Regions from separate parts of the Homo sapiens genome. Here regions 2 and 3 are each linked to region 1. The links are chromatin contacts, found by Hi-C or POLR2A ChIA-PET in ENCODE. All regions are on one chromosome and are shown on one strand. The core of a region is the stretch at or near the end of the contact, and the rest is flanking DNA. Distances in the headings are between cores, read along the strand shown. Region 1 holds the start of SLTM (SAFB like transcription modulator). Region 2 overlaps LIPC (lipase C, hepatic type). Region 3 overlaps LIPC (lipase C, hepatic type).

Evidence for each region. Hi-C counts contacts between places; a loop is a spot of excess contacts on that map. ChIA-PET counts read pairs that join two places held with the same protein, here RNA polymerase II (POLR2A). Pooled maps may share reads with other maps.
Region 2: a loop to region 1 is called in a pooled map, with 3 times the contacts of the local background. The contact joins the enhancer-like site here to the promoter of SLTM in region 1. A Hi-C loop is called at or near these places in 9 of 50 pooled maps. POLR2A ChIA-PET finds 5 or more read pairs at or near these places in 2 of 52 experiments (A673 and CD8-positive, alpha-beta memory T cell).
Region 3: a pooled map shows a loop between it and region 1 (9-fold over the local background). The contact joins the enhancer-like site here to the promoter of SLTM in region 1. A Hi-C loop is called at or near these places in 8 of 50 pooled maps. POLR2A ChIA-PET finds 5 or more read pairs at or near these places in 3 of 52 experiments (CD8-positive, alpha-beta memory T cell, MCF 10A and Panc1).

Annotation. Positions count from the first base shown.
Region 1 is chr15:58,931,501-58,935,404 of GRCh38, forward strand. SLTM (SAFB like transcription modulator) reads right to left here and starts at 2,179. Exons shown (of 21, transcript NM_024755.4): 1 at 1,904-2,179; 2 at 856-943. The coding sequence starts at 2,065. RefSeq lists silencers at 1,536-1,795, 2,166-2,345 and enhancers at 1,846-2,085, 2,376-2,515, 2,536-2,625.
Region 2 is chr15:58,438,098-58,442,001 of GRCh38, forward strand. All of the region lies in intron 1 of LIPC (lipase C, hepatic type), which reads left to right. The region is part of intron 2 of LIPC-AS1 (LIPC antisense RNA 1); the gene reads right to left. Among named protein-coding and RNA genes, the nearest start is that of LIPC, 8.1 kb to the left of the region's middle. RefSeq lists a silencer at 918-1,158. Within about 2 kb of position 2,199, at least 23 of the 41 ENCODE cell types and tissues checked have a DNase peak (open chromatin) inside an H3K27ac peak, as active enhancers do.
Region 3 is chr15:58,472,014-58,475,917 of GRCh38, forward strand. The region is part of intron 1 of LIPC (lipase C, hepatic type); the gene reads left to right. The region is part of intron 2 of LIPC-AS1 (LIPC antisense RNA 1); the gene reads right to left. Among named protein-coding and RNA genes, the nearest start is that of LIPC-AS1, 25 kb to the right of the region's middle. Within about 2 kb of position 1,903, at least 10 of the 41 ENCODE cell types and tissues checked have a DNase peak (open chromatin) inside an H3K27ac peak, as active enhancers do.

The DNA of each region.
Region 1 (3,904 bases), core at 929-3,428:
ATGCAGCAGCTGTTCATGACAAACTCTGCATGAAAATTGTAGGTAAAGACCAGAATCCAGATATATCATGTCCACCCTCTGCCACTGTCCTTATAGGAGGGAGAAATTTGCAGTTATTCAAATAAAGGTTTCATTTACCAAGAAGCTTTAAAAAATACCTAAGTTCCATTCATACTGCAAAACGTTCATTTAAAACCACTTTTAGCTAGTCACTAAATCATTATATCCTAGAAATAAATATATTTTGCTCTAGCTTAAAAGTTAAAAATAAGAATCTTTAACATCCCTATAATTTAAAACTTTTTTAAGCTAATTAATCATGGATTTTTCCCTCTACCTTGTTAGTATGATTGGTGAGGTCTTTTTGAATTTCACTAAAAATTAGGAGGTATAATGGCATAAATGCAAATTAAGTTCACCAAGTCAAACAAAGTACTAAACATAAAGGTTATAGAATTTTAATATACTAAAGAAAACAGCAAGGAGGCAAGGTAAAAGATTTGGTAGGAATTCCATCAAAACTCTGCCAATTGTGGGGCAAGGTAGACATGTGTTAAACTGTATTTTATTCAGGTCTTCACACTATGAAGCATCATTACACAACTTGACTTTGTAATTTTTTCCGGAAGCAATAAAGAACTGTTCTCACTTTCTAATCAGCTTCAGCCGAATCTTAAGGGCTACAAGTCACCCAAAGCCTGGCAACAGTAACTTTTCTTCCTTGACCCAAGAAGGCAGACTGCCAGAGGGAAATAGCAAAGAGTAGCACTATATAAACAGGGCAAGAGGCACAAGAGCAGAGGCAAGTTATATAACCAAAATATATTTTAAAACATGTTCATAACTCGTAACAACCTTTGCCTTTAGTTGGTTTCTTGTTTGGAGTATCAGTTGAAACAGTTAATTCAATATTATCTGGATCGCCTCCTTCCTCTTCAATAGCCTACATTAGAAAGAGAAGTTAATATGCTACACAATCTATCTAAACTTATTTTATAAAAACGAAATGAAAAAAAATTTAGCAAACCTCAAGCCTCAAGACATTAGAATTGCCAGTCATTTCATCAACCGACTTCAAAAATGAGCAATTAAACTACACGAAAGAGTGAGAGAAACTTTCAGGGGAAAAAAATCATTAGGTATCAAAATCGCAAGGAGTTTTAAATTCTACCGTGTCAAGATAATTAAATATCACATCATACTGGCCAAAAATCCAAATATGTTCTATTGCAGAAAAGTTGCTAGCTACTAAAGTAAATAACTAAAAAGAGTTTTCCTAGTTTCTGTAATGCAAACTTACTGCTCCTCTGCTACAATTCCAACGCTCACTCAAACCAGAAAGCTAATCAGGAAAGAAAAAGTAATTATTGCGCTGATGCAAAAACTAAAAGCCTAGTGGAAAACAAAAACTCTGTCACCCACCCATCAACTCCCACTACCAATTCCCCCTCAAGATGGGGAAGAAACGGTTGGGCACAATTAAACGGTAACTTCGCAGAAGTCACCAAAGTAACCATTCCCTCTGAGGCCAAGAAATGCACACGCTCACCATGGCTAAAGGCTGGGGAGCCAGCGCCTCCCAGGTCTCCGCGATCGCCCTTGGGAGGCCGCGCCGGCCGGCCGCAACCCTCGCAGCCTGGCGGGGACGTCCCGGGGAGGCGGAGGCACGCTGGGCTGCGGTGGCCGGTCCCTCGCAGGCCCGGCCCGGCCCGGGGCGCGGGGCGGGGGCACCGCGGAAGGGTCCCCGTCCTCCACGCTCGCGGGAGCCGCCCCTGGCCTCCCTACCATGCCGTTCCGCAGGTCCCAGCGGCTGCGGGCAGCCGGAGGCTGCGGCGGAAGCGGGGCGCCGAGGCGCGGCCTAAGTTCCCCTTCCCGGTCCTTTCCGGTCCTCGCCGGGCCTCACCTGCTTGAGTCGGGAGATGAGCACGGTCTTGACTCCGGTGATGTCTAAGTTCCGCCGCTTCAGCTCGGACTTCAGATCGATGACCCGCAGATCGGTGATCTTTTTACCTTCCGCCTGACCCGAGGCGGCCGAGGCTGCCACCGCACCGGTAGCGGCAGCCATCTTAGAAGAGCAGCGCGCTGCCGAGGCAGCGAGTGGGCTGCAGGGCGGCGGCAGCAGCGCCAACTTCCACCCAGGCCTCGGCGGCCGCCGGCGCCGCGCAGCGCTGCGCACAATGAGCCGCTGGCCCCTCCCCCGGTCCGCCACCCTAGCGCAACCTGCAGCAGCAGCCGCCAGCACCCGGATGACGGCCGCGCGTGCGCGTTGGCGCAGGGACCGGCAGCGGCGCGCTCGGTCGAGCGGGCCGCGGCCACTTGGGCGGTGCGCTCCCTTGTGTGGACTGGGAGGTCGGGCACGTCCTACCGCAGCAACGTCCGCCGCGCCGCCGTTCTCTCGTCGCTTCGTTAGCCATTTTCTTGCAACGTCTTGAGTCTTGAGCAACAACGATGTGCGGGCACTGAATGACATAGTGCGCGCGTTACTCAACACAAACCGAGGGGGCGCGTGCGCGCGCTGAACCTCTCAAGGAAATACTTTATCAGTTCTGCTGAATAATCGAAAAATTGTCGCCGGTGTGCACCAACGAACTAGGTTCCCCGAGTTCCATTCAAAAGACCTCAAAGCAGTTCTAGGGCTGTTAGTCCAAAGAATAGGAAGGGCTGGCCTTTGACACATGGCTCATTGGCTGTCTCAGGAGAAAACATCATCGCCCTGCCCATGGCAGCTTAGGTTATTCTAGGGCTGCCCTTCCTCACTTGAAAAACAGGAAAACTTCTTTCTTGTTGGCCTCAGGTTTGCTATCCTCCCCGGTAGACCTGATGGCTCAACACGAAATTGTTCAATGAAAGAGAAAACTAGCTTATAAGTACTTGTTGCCGTTATCATATACTGTGTTCACTATTTTGCCCCCCAAAATTTGGGATTCCAAGAACAGTGAGCATCTTCTTATGGAGGATCGGCCTGTACAAGTGAGTACCTATTTGTAATTTTACCTTGTATTATTCATTATCAAAGTGCAAGCATTGATAAAATAAAACGATTCTATAAATTCCATAAGGTGATTATGATGCACAATTAACTATACTGTATTTCCTGGTTTTACAACTTAAATTCCTGAGATCTGACTCACTTTAGGTTACTTTTTCTGATTGGCTCAAAAAAAAGGAAGACTGGACATTATAAAAGAATACCTGACATTAGGGTAGTTCTTTACAGTTTATAAGGCACTTTGACGTACAGTAACCCCCTTAATCCTTCCCAAGTCTGTCAAGTAAATCTCCGTGAGGCTTAGAGAGATTAAATGACTTGCCCATGTTCACACAGCTGGTATGTGGCCGAGCTGTGCTCAAATCCCAGGCTCCTGATTCCAAATCCAGCTCTGTCTCTGCTACAACATTGGATTCACAATAATAGAAGTTTAGAATGCAAGACTCCTTAGAAATCTTCTGGCCCATCACTTGAGGTCAGGAGTTCAAGACCAAACTGGCCAAGATACAGGGTTTAGTAGAAACCCCGTCTCTACAAAAAATACAAAAATTAGCCGGGTGTGGTGGTGAGCACCTGTAATCCCCGCTACTCGGGAGACTGAGGCAGGAGAATCACCTGAACCCGGAAGGCAGGGGTTGCAGTGAGATCCGGCCGCTGCACTCCACCCTGGGCAACAGAGCAAGATCCTGTCTCAAAAAAAAAAAAAAAGTCTGGGTGCTGTGGCTCATGCCTGTAATCCCTGCACTTTGGGAGGCTGAGGTGGGTGGATCACTAGAGGTCAGAAGTTCAAGACCAGCCTGGCCAACATGGTGAATCCCCATCTCTACTAAAAATACAAAAAATTAGCCGGGCATGGTGGTGCATACCTGTAATCCCAGCTACTTGGGAGGCTGGGGCAGAAGAATCGCTTGAACC
Region 2 (3,904 bases), core at 949-3,448, 490 kb before region 1:
AATGAGTGCGCAGCCAAAAGCCAAGAGAATCTGGTACCTGGCTACCCACGATGGCCCTCTCCCTGCCCTCCTCTCCACATCAGCTGCCACAGTGCTGCGGGCATGCTGGGTCATCACAGTTGGCACAGCAGGGAGAGAGGCAGAAAGAGGCTGGGCCCCGAGACAGGGCAGAACAGTCCCCATTTCATCATGAGGGGAATGCAACCACCCAGGCCTCAGCCTGGGTGTCCCTGACAGCCACGGGCTCCACGTAGAACAGAGGTCACAGCGATTCTCACAGCCAGGAAGGTACTGTGCGCTGGCCCCCAGGACAGTGACCAGTTTCGAGTGGGGCGCTCTCAGCTGGGAAATGGGGTCCAACCCACCAGGGAAAAGGGCTGACTAGGGGCCAATAGGACCCTCCAGATCCCTGCCCAGCAGGCTGGACTTCAGTCCCAAGGTGATAACTAGAACAAGGGGGCCGAGCCTAGTCTGTCCAGCAGCGGGTGGAGGAGCCGCGGTAAGAAAGGCAGTCGGGTCTTACATTCAGGTACCTACTTGGGGCGAGAAGACCAAATCCAGTCACTCCAGCCCTGGAGGAGTCAGGGCGCCCACCCGGCTGCCCCACAGAAGGTGCAATTCCTAAACATGGTCACAAAGTAGCGCAGTGACATCTCAGCTGCTTCGGAGTTCCAGGAGAGGGTTTCTGGCTCAGGAGAATGGAGTTTCTGGGTGACTGGAAGATGAGGCTGTTGGCTAACTTCCCTTTCCTTCCCACTTAGGGGTCTATTTCCAGAAGCATTCCTCATTTCATTTTTTCCCCAGTGGGGCTTGGCTAGGGGTGGGGAGGCATGGGGAAAAAGTGAAGAGAAGAGAAGGAAATGCATGGAATGCAAGCGGAGGCCTCTTTGTCTACAGCGTTTTCACCTCCACTTGTGCAGGTTCATATTCAGGGCCTGGTGAAGTCAGTTCTGGCACGGCTCTCCAGTGGACTGGCAGTGGCCCTTAAAAATAGTTCTCAGGAAGATGTGTAGGTGGCGACGCTGAGTAGTGTTTATGTCCCAACATGAAGAGCAGGCCTCATTGTGTGTGTCCTGTGATTACAACTGTGTGAAAATACATGTGTTTGAGAAAAAATGCTGGAAGAAGATGCATGAAAATGTTTATACGTCCGTTGAGTTTGTATCTGAACTTTTGTCTCTTCCCCTCTTTATGTAATGTTATAGTATGTATATGGTATATTGACTTTCATGATTTAAATAATCAGAAAATAAATTTACTACGAAATGATAAAATAAAGGAGTTTGACTAGATCAGTGATCCTGGAACTGTAGTGGGTAATGAAGCACCTAAAAGGCTGCTTTTTTTGTTTGTTTGTTTTTCCTGAGACGGAGTCTTGCTCTGTCGCCCAGGCTGGAGTGCAGTGGCACAGTCTTGGCTCGCAGCAACCTCTGCCTCCCGGGTTCAAGCAGTTCTCCTGCCTCAGCCTCCTGAGTAGCCGCGATTACAGACACACAACACCACGCCCAGCTATTTTTTGTACTTTTAGTAGAGATGGGGTTTCACCATGTTGGCCAGGCTGGTCTCGAACTCTTGACTTCGTGATCTGCCCGCCTCAGCCTCCCAAAGTGCTGGGATTACAGGCGTGAGCCACCGCCCCCGGCCAGGGCTTATTAAAATAAGATTCTGGGGCCCTAACTACAGAGTTGCTGATTCAGTGAGCCTGGGGTAGACTTGGATATTTACGTTTCTCAGCAGTTCCCAAATGATGCTGCTGGTGTGGGGACCACAGAGAACCACTAGAGAAAAAACAAAAGAACCAAGACTTGAAACTAGGTTACTGACTTCCAGGCTAGGGTGCTTCCTACAGAAACAACACGAGGCTACAGGGCAAACCTCACTTCACTTCTAACTTTCTAGGGTTGAAGGGGTGAGAATCAACATCCACTGCTCCTGGATACTGACTTCTTCCCCAGTAGCTACAACCCCAAAAGTATTTAAAACCCCAAGATATTTGTGAAAATGTATTTGTCCAAAATAAAATATCTACATGCTAAAAAGAAAGCAGTCCTTGAAATGAACAAAAATTCCCAAGCTGAGCATTACTTGTAATTGGTAGAAAAATAATCATTGCAAAAGCTAATTAACCATCCACCCTGAGCGGCTCCTTGGCAGGCCTGAAAATATGATCAGGAAAATTCTTTTCCTATGAGTGAGGCATTATCAAAGCAGGGCAGAGCCTATGGGTTATCCGTTGACTAGGACTGACCTTTCCGTGACTGCCAAAAACTTTCCAGTGACAAATGTTCCAGCTTCCTTGTCCCAAGAGAAACTAAAGTGGTAAGAAAACAAACTGCTTTATACTGAAACATAACAAGATCAACAGCAGCTGTGACAGCATTTATTAAACTGTCCGCTGTGTACCAGGCCCCATGGTCAGTAGGAAAGTATATCCCTGAGGGTACAAAAATGAAAAAGCGTACATCCACTCACCAAGGACTTCCCACTGTGCCAGGGTCTCTAGCCCCTTATGGGGTGTGTGTGGGGGCAGGGAGGTTGGAGATTGGGAGAGGCGCATAATTTCAACACAATGCAATTAGTTTGTAAATAACACTACATGCAAAATGTTACAAGAGCCCTGAGGCAGCGCAGGTTAGCTGAGAAGCCTTTACAGAGGAGGTGATATCTGAGTTGAATCTTGAAGTTTCCTTCAAGAAGTGGAAGGACATTGTAAGCAGAGGGAAAAAAAACATGAACCAGCCTTGCTTGACTCAGAGGCTGGAAAAGGGAGAGTGAAGTTGGGAATTCTTGAGATTTTGGGGTGGCCCTGGATGGGGTACATAAAAAGAAGTGGCCAGAGGGAAGGACAGGAAGGGCCATCCTCAGAAGTTTTGTCCTCATCCTGGAGGCAGGGCAGACCACTGATGAGGGGGGTTGTTTTTAAAAGGCTGCCTTTCCCAGATGGATTGATAGACTTATCTCAGCCTGGCTAAAACCCTGGCCACTCCCTGATAGAGAACAAGGTTCCCAGCAGGCAAGGGCAGGGGTGGGGCCCAGCAGGGACCAGTTTTGCAAGCTCACCTGGCCCTACACCCGCAAACACTCAGCTTTTCCTCCAAGACAAGCCTCAAGGCTTGGAGCAAGTCTCTTTGAAGTTTTCTTATGAATTGCTATGCTTAACACTAAATCATGGGAAAGATTAACACCCATGAAACTGAAGCAGGAGCACATAACAGGAGCTTAATATGAATCTTCCATCTTAAAAATATCTTATTCTACATCTGAAAAGAGAACCATTTGGAAATTCCACGTCATACTCACTTATAGACTTAACAGCAATTTCAACTTTAAAAATTCATTCCCACCTGCATTATATGACTTGATTCTTACAGTAGCCCTGTAAAGAATATTGGGTAGGAATTCTTATTCCCATTTTAGAGACGTAAACATTCACCATCCGCGGACCATGGGGAACACAGCTGACATCAATTGCAAGTCAGTTTCTGTGGTTTACTGCAGCAAGGGAGAGCTCACTCCAGACTTGGGCTTGTGCTGGTTGAGTCTAAGGAAGGGGTGGAAAGCAAGGGGAATTCTGGATTGGATTCTGTCAAAAAGGAGTCCAATTCAATGATTCGGCATCATAATAATTTAATAGTTATCACTAATTATTATTTAATATAATCAATAAATGATCTAGCAGATGGGAAGATGAAAACAGGGCTGAGCTGGCTTTGATACAGCAACACAAGTCATTCCTGTTAGTCAGAAGAGGGAAATGTTTAGTCATGTTTTTTGATTTTGGAGTGGCCTCCTCCCTGTCTTGATGCAAACACAGATGTGGAGGGTCTGTGCTGCACATGTTTCTGTTCGGTGGGCATTGTCTCTGTTCACTTGTGAATATTATGGTCTGGCTGACGGCAGAGCT
Region 3 (3,904 bases), core at 653-3,152, 460 kb before region 1:
AATCCCAGCACTTTGGGAGGCCAAGGTGGGTGGATCACCTGAGGTCAGGAGTTCAAGACCAGCCTGATCAACATCGTGAAACCCCATCTCTACGAAAAATACAAAAAATTAGCCAGGCATGGTGGCACGTGCCTGTAATCCCAGCTACTCGGGAGGCTGAAGCAGGACAATCACTTGAACCTGGGAGGCAGAGGTTGCAATGAGCAAAGATTGCACCATTGCACTCCACCCTGGGCAACAGAGTGACATTTGGTCTCAAAAAAAAAAAAAAAAAAAAAAAGAAATCTTAGCAGGATTACATCTGTAACCCCGGCACTTTGGGAGGCCGAGGGAGGTGAATCACATGAGGCCAGGTGTTCAAGACCAGCCTGACCAACATGGTGAAACCCTGTCTCTACCAAAACATACAAAAGTTAGCCAAGTGTGGTAGCATGCGCCTGTAATCCCAACTACTCAGGAAGCTGAGGCATGCGAATCACTTGATCCTGGGAGATGGAGGTTGCAGTGAGCCAAGATCCTGTCACTGCACTCCAGCCTGGGCAAGAGAGTGAGACTCTTGTCTCAAAAAAAAAAAAAAAAAATCTTGCCCCTTCCCTCAAGGGGCTCACAGCCTGTGGGAGAGGGAAAATAGATATAATTATATTTAAAGAATTATAAAACAAATTGTATAAATTTAAAATTATAATTAAATCATTGTAATAATTTAGATCAGAAAAAATAAAGGCAAGTAAGTGCCAGGCATGGGGCTAAGCATTGTACTCACCCACTGTATTCCATGTTGTCTTCACAACGGCCTTATGAGGTTTGCTAGTATTGCCCCCATTTTACCAAGAAACTGAGGCTTAGAGCATTCAAGCTAGCCAAGGGCTAAGCCATGACTCAAACCCAGGTGTGTCTGACTACGGCTGTTACTAAGAGGGGAAGGGAATCATCTGAACTTGGGTTTCACTCAGAAAGGGGCATGGTTTTGTTAACTTTGAAAACACTACCACCCTACCCTCTAGCACTGGCAGAGGGGAGCTGGACGCCTGGACAGCTGGGGAGGGGGAGGACGGCAGCCAGAAGCAACAGCCTCTGCAGTCCCAGCAGCTGGGACCTCATGCCTCAACCAAGGATCAGCACTGGGTATTGGCTCAGAGTAGTGAAGGCTGCTGGGGGCCTGTGTTTCCTGCATTTCCTATGTTTATGCTGCCAGGGTGGGTTTTATGTGACCAGAGAGAAGCAGGGAAAATTGCTGAGAAGTCAGAGATCTGCCAGGGAATCAGTGATGAGCCCCAGGAAATGCTTTTTGTCTAAAAATATGCCATTTCCGAAAGGAAAACAGTCATTAGAGGGTGTGAGAAGCCCTCGTGGTGAGGAAAGCAAAACTGTAAGACTCAATGGGAGGCCAGTGGAACAACAGAGAAGCCCATTACCCACCCACTTCCTGTGCGATTAACAAGACGTTTGGAGGATGAAAGGCAAGCAGACAAAATGACAACCCACAGACACAACTCCAGGGGAAATGTCTGGGGACAGCATAGGAAGACGCAGCAGGGAGGTAGGAGGAGAAAAAACTGCTCCAGTTAATATCTTTCTGGCATCGGCTGGTTCAGCTATAGATTTGGCTAAAATTACCTGTGTACTTACTAGACGCCAGGCAGTTAGGGGGCTTTGCTTAAATCACTCTCCTGCATTCTTCACACAGCACTTGATGAAGGAGGAAAGTGAGTCTTGGAGGTTAAGTGACTTGTCCAAGGTTACACAGCTGGGAAGGGAGAAAGACATGGCTCCATCCCAGGTTCCCTGATCCCAAATCTCCCCCTCATTGCAATGTACCAAGCTGCCTCCAATAAGATCAAGAGTCTTGACGATCCCCAAGCTAGTCCACTCAGTCCAGTTTTCCTGCCAGACTATAGCTGTTTTGCATTCCTTATCTTGTGTTGAAGCAAACCAGGTAAGGAAACTCCCCACCTTTTTTATTAATGACTCATTTTCAGCCAAAACACATTGCAGCCACATCAGGTACATGTGCCCACTCAGCAAAGACGTACTGTGAGAAAGTAACATCTAAGTTACTTGGTCCAAAGCCCTTCTACATCAATCATCAAGCAACCAACCCTCCTTTGCTGAAATCTCCAGGGGACTAGGCCCTTTGGTGGGGGAAGAGGGGACGGTTTCTTCAGGGGCATCTCACCCCTGGGAAGTGCATCCTCTCTGCTGGGGGCAGTAAAAAGGCTTTACGTGGGCCACTGTGGCTCATGCCTGTAATCCCAACACTTTGGGGGCCCAAGCAGGGTGATTCACTTGAGCCCAGAAGTTTGAGACCAGCCGGGCAATATAAAGAGACCCCATCTCCACAAAAAAATACAAAATTTAGCTGGGCTTGATGGTCCCACCTGTGGTCCCACTTACTTACTTGGGAGGCTGAGGCAAGAGGATCAGAAGGTCAAGGCTGCAGTGAGCCATGATTGCACCACTGCACTCAAACCTAGGCAACAGAGCTAGACCCTGTCTCAGGAAAAAAAAAAAAAAAAAAAGAGGCTTTTCACGAATTTCACATTCCACCCTCCACCATCTTTGATGTAGGTAATTTATCAGCATTTTGTAGAGGAGGAAACAAGGTCTCCCCTACGTTGAGCCCAAATCAGTTTGACCTTGGGGAACACAGTGAGCATCCCTGCGTGGAGGTACGCAGGATCCCTGAGGGTGACAACCTTCGAGGTCGTTCCCTGGCCTCTCTGCCCAGGGTGAGCATCCTCAGAGACCTCAGCTCTCCTCTCAGCATGCAATTCTCCTCCACTCATGGCCCTCCCAGCTGCCCCTGGCTTCTCAAAGCTACTCCTGCATGGAGGCAAGTACAACTAGCCAATGAGCCTCCTGACCTGCCCCATCCCAGAGAGCAACTGCTGCTAGGTCCTCGTGGATTCTGGGCCTCTGTCCAGTGACCAAAGGAGAGGACACATCTCCAGCTACCATCCCTCCACCTATTTTCTAAGGAAACCAATGAGTTCTCAAATGCCACCTGTGGTGGCCCCTTCTCAGCCCTCACCCTGAGAGGCCTTCCCCAAGTCAGAATTTCCCACAGGGGAAGTTACTGTGGGCTTCTCTCTCCTTCCCCCACCTCATGTGGTCAGGAAGTCCAGCTGGCTTTTTCTCCTGTCTGTCTCTCAAATGTGTCCCCTGGCTCCCCTCCATTGCCACTGCCCTCTTCAGTGTCTGGCCTGTGCTCCCACAACAACAGGCTTGAAGCTGGCTGCCCTCTCCCCTCCATCTTCCACACCATAATCCAGGTGATCCTTCTAAGAGGCAAAGGTAATCATGTTTCTTCCCTGCTCAAGATCTGTCAAAAGATTCTGTGGCCTCCATAGAAAAGGCAGACAGCCCGGCCACCCAGGCCCTTCACCATCTGCCTCTTGACCATCTCCAGTGTCCTGCAGTGTCCTGAATATACCTTTTCCCTGCCTCTGCCCAACACACTCCCGTTCTTTCAACACCCAACTCAACTATTACCTTCTCTCCATCAGATCTTCCCTGAACCACCCCCCAGAAACAAAGGTGACTGTCCCCTCTGGTTCCCCACAGCCACCCCACCACTTACCCCTGTGCTCAGGCACTCCTGGAGCACTGCATTGCAACCATTGGCTCACACATCTGTCTCTACCAGCAAACCACTAAACCGTGAATAAGTGGCTTCCTGAGCCAGGCCTTGTGCAATGAATGGATTTGCAACAAAGGGAGCCACTGAGAGATTACATGAGCCAAGTCATGGCAATTAGTCCCCATGGAAGCAGCAGCTCAGGGCAGGGTCCAGACTTGGGCAGACTTAACTATGCAGGACATTCCATTAACAATAAGCACCACTCTGAGCATTTCCTATGTGCCAGGAACTACGTGAAGCTCTAGATTCTGTCATTAGAAAGGA